Regions from separate parts of the Homo sapiens genome. Here all the other regions are linked to region 1. A link is an interaction called in ENCODE POLR2A ChIA-PET data of the cell type or tissue named here. Cell type or tissue: HepG2. All regions are shown on one strand. Each heading gives the region's core, and the rest is flanking DNA. Links, peaks and the distances in the headings are about the cores only.

The links. ChIA-PET counts read pairs that join two places held together with the same protein. Peaks named below come from ENCODE experiments on the same cell type or tissue, not always from the same donor. Only the 100,000 strongest peaks of a DNase experiment are listed, where the experiment ranks them.
Region 2: POLR2A ChIA-PET joins it to region 1 with 5 read pairs; 2 of 35 experiments call an interaction of 5 or more read pairs at or near these places.
Region 3: POLR2A ChIA-PET joins it to region 1 with 35 read pairs; 1 of 35 experiments calls an interaction of 5 or more read pairs at or near these places.

The regions. Positions count from the first base shown.
Region 1 is chr10:76,149,046-76,152,116 of GRCh38, forward strand. All of the region lies in intron 5 of LRMDA (leucine rich melanocyte differentiation associated), which reads left to right. Among named protein-coding and RNA genes, the nearest start is that of MIR606, 600 kb to the left of the region's middle. RefSeq lists an enhancer at 497-1,405. In HepG2, for the core only: no CTCF peak of the experiment used is centred there; DNase peaks (open chromatin) are centred at 1,326 and 2,086; H3K4me3 peaks cover 2,178 bases.
Region 2 is chr10:76,283,250-76,286,320 of GRCh38, forward strand. The region is part of intron 5 of LRMDA (leucine rich melanocyte differentiation associated); the gene reads left to right. It overlaps LOC124902462 (a long non-coding RNA gene), which reads right to left. Exons shown (of 3, transcript XR_007062203.1): 3 at 1-3,071. Among named protein-coding and RNA genes, the nearest start is that of KCNMA1-AS1, 600 kb to the right of the region's middle. In HepG2, for the core only: no CTCF peak of the experiment used is centred there; no DNase peak of the experiment used is centred there.
Region 3 is chr10:76,050,111-76,053,181 of GRCh38, forward strand. All of the region lies in intron 4 of LRMDA (leucine rich melanocyte differentiation associated), which reads left to right. Among named protein-coding and RNA genes, the nearest start is that of MIR606, 500 kb to the left of the region's middle. RefSeq lists an enhancer at 898-1,431. In HepG2, for the core only: a CTCF peak has its summit at 1,183; a DNase peak (open chromatin) is centred at 1,211.

The DNA.
Region 1 (3,071 bases), core at 351-2,850:
TTCTCCAGCACTTCTTATTGTCCAATTTATTATTTTTGAGGACAATTAAGTGGGTGTAAAGTGGTATCCCCTAGAATTTTGGTTTGAATGTTCATCTTCCCTTAGGTGATTTTTCCAGAACTGGAATTCTGTATCTCCTTTGCACTAACAAAGCAGTAGATTACTGTAAAGCTATAAAACACAAATTAAATAATATGATCATCTGTAATGCAGCAGTCAAGGAGTGATTAGGATGTGCTGTGAGGACGGAAGAGAAGTCATTCTTACAGTGCAGTAGAAAAAGCCTTGGTCTTGAATCAGGAGAGTCAGTGCCTGGTCCTAGCTCTGTAAGTGATTGGCTGAGTGACTCACATGAAAACCTCATTTTTCAGTGTTTCCATTTCCTCATCTGTTATTTAAGGGTGTTGATCACAGAGAGTATGCTCTGGTCTACATTTTTGTCATTTAGTAAATCATAATCATCACATTCTTTTGGGTGTTTCTTTAAAGCATTTGGCCTCCATTTTCTCAGGTGATATTTCCAATACCTAAGTAATGTAGGCAGAGAAAAGATGAAATAAAAGCCTACAAATTTTGGCAGGGGTCTCCGTAGTGTGACTGTGGGGAGACCAGGAAGCTCCTCAAGCCCATAAATATCTCTGTTCTGGCCTCCCTTAGAGCCTAAAACTCCACAATTACTGTTTCACTGCTATAGTTCTTGAATGCCTTTGGGTCTGTTGGAGTCTTCCATTAAAATGCAAATGTCCCTGGAGGGGGTGGGGAGAGCCTTTAAGCTCATTATCACCTAAATCTTCCACAGGGATTAATTGATCAGATCCTTCCCCATCAGACACCTGGTTGGAAACAGAGCCTGTGGGAATGGGCACCTGGTTGATGAGGGGAAGCCCTGGGAGGGAGAAGAAAGGTTATAAAGAGAGAGGTGGACCAACCAGGGCTCCCTAGGGTTTGGCCATTTGCTGCTTCCCACAGGCTCATCTCTAGCCAGAAGCTCAAAATCCAGCTGGTCAAACACACTGGGCTACTGCTGTCTCCTTGGGGGGAAGTTTCCTCTTAGAACTAACTAAAGGCTGCCAACCAGCGGCAAACCCTCCTGTGTCTGCAAATGGCTGCCAAAAGCCCCTCCGCGCTACACACTTCTGTGGCAGATGCCTCTGAGCAGCCTTCTTTATGAGTCAGTGCTAAAGCCTAGCCCAGGTTCTAATGTGGCCACTCTGAGGCGTGGACAGGCCTTGTCAAAGGCTGGGCATGCGTGTGGGTGCCTCATCTGCTTTGTTTGACATCCAAACAACTCTTTTAAAATGTGGCTCTAGCCCCACCTCACAAAGGGGGCCTGAAGGGTGTTGTGGAATGTGCTTGGACCTGCTCTGTTTTCTTTCGGTCACCCACACAAAAATGTGCCTTCCCCTCCCCTGCCAGGAAACTCCCTCAGCAATGCATGGTTTTGCCTCCGCTGACCCTGGCCCCTTAACATGTCAGAATGTTAATAAAACACTACGGCTGTCATAACGCAAGGTTAAATGAAGTCTTCACAACCTGTCCATTAAGCGGATGTTTGTGTGTGTGGCTTTCTGCAGCTTCTCTCTGGATACAGCCTGTCTCAGTTTGTGGGCAGTCGATCGAGCCTTGGGCCTTTGTCTTTGTTCACTGTTGTGTTTAAATCCCCCCCATTCATTAATCATCCCTTTGCCTATTTATACCGGTGGCAAGGATAGCGAACACACTTAACGTCTGCTTTTGTTTTGGTGGCACCCTTTGTGAGGACCAAGGCAGAGCTAATTATTAACTGCGAAAAGACGTTAAAACTTTTAGATAAGCGCCAAATGCTGCATCCACTGAGACGCAGTTTTGTTTAAACCTTCGAGAGCTTGCGGCCAAGCAACTGGGGTGGCTTTATTTAGCTTTGAGTCCAGGGGAGTGATGCCAGTGCTCAGATAATTAATAGAGGCTCTCCATTAAGACCCAGCCGGGCAGCAGAATCCAAGCGCCCTGTATGCACCTCTGAACACCCAGCTGGGTCATCCAGACCTGAGCAGGCACAGGCAGGGGTGGCAGCTTCAGACGTAGGGCTCAAGGGGGCTCCTCCAACCTATATGTTTACATTTCCTGTGTACATTTCCTGTGAAGATCTTCGTTGTCAGCTTTTGGTGACTTTTACACCCTCCAGTAGGATCCTGATTTTCCTTTGCTGTTGGACATTTTGTGGAGCCAACTATTTTAGGTACAGCTATATCAGCTTATTAAACAGTTATGCGGCTTGCTACTGTTCTTCTGAAAGAGGTCTCCCCGACCACGTTTTCTAAAGCAGTTGCCTAAGCCCACAGCCATCCCTCAGTTACCTCTATTCCATTACCCAGTTTTTTTTTCCCCTCCAAGGCATCTGTCGCTATTTGAAATAATCGTATTTGTTTGTATTTCTTGTCTGTTTGATACTAGAATGTAAACCTCTTGTATCCTTTGCACTTAGCTCTTGATCGTCGCCTGGCACATATCAGGGGCCAAACAGATATTTATTTTATGTGTGGGGGAGGAAAAAAATATATTTCCCTCTACCCATTCTAGGCTCATTGGCCAGGGCCCTGTAAATTAGATTGCCAAAAGATAGGTTAACAAGAGAAAAGTATTTTTTGTTGTTGTTGTAAATTTTATTTTTGAATTGCATTTTTTCCTGCTGATACATGAAAAAGCAATTTTTTGTTTTCATATTATACACAACATCCTAACTTAACTTTTGTTTATTTACTAGTTTGCATTTCTTAAGTAGACAGTCATATTATCTACAAGCAAAAGATTTGTTTCTTCCTTTCCAATCCTTATAGTTTTTATTGCTTTTTCTTATCTTATTACACTATATAGGACCTCCAGTGTAATGTAGGATAAAGTAGTAATGGAATTATATCCCAAAAGTTTTCTTAAAAATAAAGAAAGCCCACATTACTAGTTTACCCACATAATAAAATTTCTTAGAACCACATAATAAAATTTCTTAGAACATAAAATTCTTCGTTTTTAAGTATCCAATTCATTGGTTTTTAGCATATCCACAAGGTTGTGCAACTGTCACCACTATTCAA
Region 2 (3,071 bases), core at 201-2,700, 130 kb after region 1:
GTATTTGCCCTCAGGCAGTTTGTAATCTACATATGGTGCTAAAACATAAAAATAAGATTGGAAGCAGCAAGATCAGTGATAGCCTTACACGAGTGGTGCACCTGTTGTTGGAGGTCAGAAGGAAAGGGAGATAGAGTTCTTCCCACTGGGGAAGCATGAAGGAGCATGAATGAGACAAGTGCTTGAGGGACAGATCGGATTTCAAGTAAGGGGAAGAGGAAGTTCTGGAAATTTCAGTGATCTGTACTGAAGGAGGCCTCTAAAATACTCAGGTGTGAGTTCAAGTCCAGGCTGGGTGGCCAGTGATTGAATAATTATAATAATAACATAATAATAACATCGATTGAATGCTTACTATATACAACAAAGAGTGCTATATAGGTATTATCTCATTAATCCTCATAACAACCCCAGAAAGGGAGTATTATTGTGATCTCCATTTGGGGAACAGGAAATTGAGGTTCAGAGAGGTTAAGTAATTTGATCATGTTCATCCAGGTGTTTGGTTGAGCTGGTTCAACCAATACCCTGGTGTATTTCACCCCACAGCCTGTGTTCTTTGCCACTGTGTTTCACTGCTTTTCTTTTTCTTTTTAAATGGAGAGGAGGTCTCACTCTATTGCCCAGGCTGATCTTGAACTCCTTGGTTCAAGTGATCTGCCAGCCTCAGCCTCCCAAACAGTTGGGACTACAGGCATGCACCACCACCACACCTTTCTTGTTTTACTGCTGTTAGACAGAGAATATGAATGTAATTAGGGAGGCAATTCCACTGTTCTGCATCCTGGTCACATCTTCAAGAGCTCAGGTCATTTCTTTTTCCACGAAAGTACCTAAAGTTTGGGATGTTATTTTTGGTCTTTGTGATAGGCTGAATAACAATCATCCGAATATGTCCATGTCCTAATTCTTAGAAACTGGGATTACCTTATATGGCAAAAGGGACTTTGCAGGTGTGATTAAAAAATCATAAATTGTGGAGGTTATTCTGCATTATCCAGGTGGGCCTGAGGTAAGCACAACGGTTCCGAAGAGGACTCAGGGAAGTCAGAGTCAGGGGAGAAGGAGATGTGATGAAGCAAGCAGAGATTGGAGCAATGTGCTTTTGAAAATGGAGCCAGGGGTGCAAGACAGGGAACACAGGCAGCCACTAGGAGCTGGGAAAGGCAAGGAAACGTGTTCTCCCCTCACCTCAATTTTGCCTCTATAGGGCCTTTTTCAGACATCTGACCTCCAGAACTCTAAGACAATGAACTTGTGTTGTTTGAAGCTGCTAAGTTCATGTGAACTTGTTACAGCAGCACTGGGAAACTGATTCTGTCTTGCAAATTCCAACCAGCTTGACAGAGAGTTTAACCCTGATTTTGAAATCTTGGGTTTTTTTTGTATTATTTGTTTAAGATAGGGACTGATATGGTTTGACTGTGTCCCACCCAAATCTCATCTTGAATTGTGGCTCCCATAATCCCCAGGTGTTGTGGTAGGGACCCAGCGGGAGGTAATTGAATCTTGAGGGTGGATTTTTCCCATATTGTTCTCATGATAGTGAATAACTCTCATGAGATCTGCTGGTTTTATAAAGGGCAGTTCCCCTGCACATGCTTTCTTGCCTGCCACCATGTAAGACATGCCTTTGCTCCTCCTTCACCTTCCACCATGATTGTGAGGCCTCCCCATCCATGTGGAAATGTGAGTCCATCAAACCTCTTTTTCTTTATAAATTACCCAGTCTCAAGTATGTCTTTGTTAGCAGTATGAGAATAGATAATACAGGGATGCTTTTTGATTTCCATGTTTCCCCATTCTCCCCTCTTTTGTAGCCATAAGGGAAGTGATCATGTCTGTTTCATTCACTCATGAATCTCTGATGCCTAGTATGGTATATGGTATGCAGTAGGCACTCATTAAATATTTGTTAAATGAGTCAAGGAGATTACTTCATCCTATTTCCAGGATATAGTTGGCCAATCTGTCTGGAATTCAGTTTTTTCCACAACTCAACCAGCAAATGTCATAGCTTGCTCTTTATGAAGTCACAAAGGGAGTAGTCAGGCACTCTACTTACAGTTGTCTGCAAACTTGGATATCTCAGTGGAGGGAGGGGGCAGTAAGGCCTTAGGAAAGCCGAGGCTGGCTGAAGAATCTCTAATAAGTCAATGTGAGTGGCTAATTGTGCTAAATATTAAAAAAAAAAAAATAGATGTAACCCTTTATCCTGATAGCAGGAAGGTAGGAGGGTTTAATAAAAAGCATATTGTCTCTGAGACCCTCACATGTTTTCATGCCCGCATTGGCTTTTTGTCTTTTATGTGATAGGTAGGTAGGGAGTGTTTTCTACCTATGTATTATTCCAGGTTTTATGCCCCTGAGGGTCTTTTAGCTGGAGACTTATAGGCATAGTCCACTCCACTGAGTACAGATGTTAAAGTTGCCAATGAAGCTCTTTATGAGGGATGGAGACAGGCCAGTATCTTTGGCCTGGATTCTAGAGACCTGGTTTGAAAATCCTGGGAAAGCTGAGAGCTTCGTTTCTCCCTCTAGAGTACTAGTGTATTAGCCTCCCAATAAAAGTTAATTGAATTTAATTTTATGTTTTAAGTGTGATGCATTTTAAAGTTCTCCCCAGTGCTAGAGTCCCTCTTGAAAAGGCAGTAAATTCATATTATTAAACTACCAAATGTAATTCAGCTCAAATAAGCATATTCGGCAATCTTTATTCTGGATATGTGGGACTGACCTTGCGTTGAGGCTAAATCATTTCATCCCAGACAAAGTCTGTTTGGAGTTAATTGGGGAAGCAGTGTGGGTGTACAGCAGGTCACTCTGGGCTTTTTATTCTCTTTCTGGCCCTCATTCAAAGAGTCGCTGTAGCATACATTTTCTGATGCCAGTTCTTCCATTATTTTATAAATATCAATATTTGACACAGTATGGAAGGTGAAAAAGACAATGAAGATCTTCCCGCTGGAGATTCTTCATTAGATGCCCTACTTTACCATATTTTAAAATGGGCAGTTTGTCACCGATGCATTAAAGGGCTGTAAGGAGTGGAGAAAGCACATTGGGCTGGA
Region 3 (3,071 bases), core at 201-2,700, 99 kb before region 1:
ACATCAAAACAAGTGTGTCTGTTGTTTCATTTCCATGGGAGATGTTGATTTCAAAGAGGTCAGCCCAGTTTTTAGGTCACATTGTGGCCAACCACTGGACCAGAAATGGGAAGTGACTCGATTTATGTAGTTATTGGAAATGGCATCACAGAGCTTGAGTTTCTGTGGAGTCTTTCCTCCCCTCCTCCCAAATTCACCCTTTTCACTTCCTCACTTACCCCCTGTGCACCCAGTTGGATTTTCTTGGCACACATCCCCACCATAAAACAGGCTCATTAAATTTATATGTGAGCATGAACATACAACCAAGTTGTTGAGTAGCACCCTGGCCCCACTGGGGCAGGAGCAGAACTGTGCCTGGGGTTTCTCTTTGCCATTCATCATAGTTCATGGCTGAGAAATGTCCATGGCCCTGTTATTATAGGAGCTTAAACCTGTCTGTGATTTTCAGTGTGTACACACCATGCTGCTATTTTGGGATGAATGTGGAATGGAGGTGAATGTGATAATCAGCAGCCTCCAGGATTTGGGCAGGAAGAGAACAGCAGTGCAAGACTTGGCCGGAGAGACCACCATGCTACTGAGAAACCACTTTAGTGCCCCTTGTGGATTTCAACGCTAGCCAAAATAACAAATCAATATGGGAAAGTTGGGTGCCCAGAATGGTCTATTTCTTGTCTTCCCTTGCCATTGCTTTTTTTGTTTTTGCTACAGAAAGAACAATGGACTTGAAGGTTAACAGTAGACAAGTCTGGACTTCACCTTTCAAATAAGGGAGTTGGTCTCATGGTCTTTTAGCTCTTCCTCTGTCACTGAACCCTCTGTCGTTCATCCCCTCCTGCCACTCCAGTCTCTGGTTGGCCTTGCTTTACTCCCTCCTCCCTGTAGGGCCTTCTGTATTCCTTACAACTTTCAATTATTTAAAACGTGACACCCTTTCTTTGTTCCCCTGCATGGAGCAGCCCTGGGGCCTGCCCAGTGTCTGCAGCACTCAGCCAAAGGGAAGGAGGGAGGGACCCTCCGCCGTCTGGTCGCTCTGGGCTGCCACCATTTCCCAGACGAATAGGAGCTGTAAAACTTGTGGCTTACATAACCCAGTGAGCATTCTCCAGCTAATCTACAATCTGGGCTTTGAAGATCACAAGAAAGCAAAGGTCACGACCCAGAGATCAAAGTGACAGAAGCCCACAGAGTAATTGCCGGTTACTCTCTGTAGAGGGCCTTGGTCTGTCCTGTGGGTGTATTGTTTGCACAGAGACTTCAAACATGCTGCCGGTGAACTGTGAGGAAAATCAGCTGGCCTCTGCCAGTTGTCAGGCATTCATGAATGCTGTAGGTGAGCTCACCTCGGCTCATTAGAGTGAGATTGTTGTCATCTCTCTGAGCATCTGCAGTTATTCCACTCACACTGTTTGTTCATTACTCTGTGGTCTTTATTGACTTTCTCACAGTCGTCATTTACTTGGAGGTGTTGGGGGTGGTTATATAAGGAAATTGGAATAACAAGAAAGGACGACATGGACATTTTTATTGTAAGTCAACTTTGAGCCACGTAGAGTTCAAGCAAGGTAACATTTGAAAGAGGCTTAGACATCATTTGGCCCATCCCCTTCACAGCATAGATAGAAAAACTGAGGCTCAGAAAGGCAGCAGAGACTGAACCAAGATCACAGGGCAAGATACACTCAAGAGTCTGGCCTCTTTCACTATGCTATTAGTCCCCAAGCTTTTTGTTACAAAAACTTGCCCTCCTTTTATTTTTCTCCCCAACACTTTAAAAACTTTGATCTCTCAAATAGGCTGCACTGAAGCCATTGCTAAGTTTATTATTATTATGAAACATATACGTTCAGCAGTTGATCACGGCTTCTGTTCAGCATGAGGTAACCAGTGCTATTAAATGGAGTTAATGTAATCTAGTCAACAGTGAGGAAGCATGATGTTTTGTTGACGGACTCATCTATCCCATCAAGCTTTGTGAAAGATTGAGAATGGCTCACAGATCACCCACTGCTGCCTTCAGGGGTCTCAGGTAGCGCATCAGTAGCTTGTACCATGTCTCACTGCCTCCAAAGAATAGAAGCAAGAAGGCAGCAAGAAATAATGCAAAGAAGCATAGACTGCCGTAAACGGAAGAAAATTTTAAAAACGAAACAAAACTCTAATGACCCCATGCCCAGTTCCCTCAAGAATTGGAAACTTGGTACTTCTTGAATAGAGTGTCAGAGAAAAAAACATGTCAGCCAACCCCATTCGCAGACCGTGGAGGCCCATCTGAGCTTTTCTGTGGTTGTAAGGTGTTCCTGGGGAGCAGCCATTGCCCTGGGGGGAGCAGCCATTGCCCTGGGGATAACAGTTACAGGCAGGGGGAAAGAACATCCTCCTCTCTCTCTCAGGTCTGGATGAAAAATGCCTGAGTGTTGGGACTAGAGCAGAGAAAATTGATTTTGGAAAGAAAGAAAAAAAAGGTATTTCTCCTGTTCCTTTTCTCCTCCTAGCGGTTTTAGCTCTCTCCTTAGAGGAGTCCTTTAAGCAAATGGAACATTCTATGTGAGAAGAAAGAGGACCTGAAAAGCTCAATGTGCTGGTCTCTCAGATTTAGGAAATCTGTTTCCAGACAGAGACAAATGGGTCTTTAAGCACCTTCCCAGGATCCCTGCTCTCCTCTTGATAACCCCACCTTCTGTATCTCAGCCAAGAGCACCTCTGACTCTCACCCCCACCCCTCACCACCCCCAGCCTTGGGGGCTTTCCCCTAGCCACCTTGAGAAGGTCAGGAAAATTGGAGTTGCCCTCTGGAGCTAGGGACGTGAGACTTAGAACTTAGACCGATCTCTTTTCATTAAGCAGTGCCCTGGCTTAACAAGCAGTTTTATAAATCTGAAGCTGTCTCCGGGTGTCGCAGGATTTATAGACGGGGGTTTCTGCCATAAAGTGGTTTATGATGGCTGCCTTCTGTGTTATTAGTAGCTGTCTCTTCCTTCAACCATTGCTGTTTGATAATAGCCTTAAAACACCCAGAATTACTTACCTGCAAACCCTATTCCCGATAGCCCCTGTTGACAGTCTGA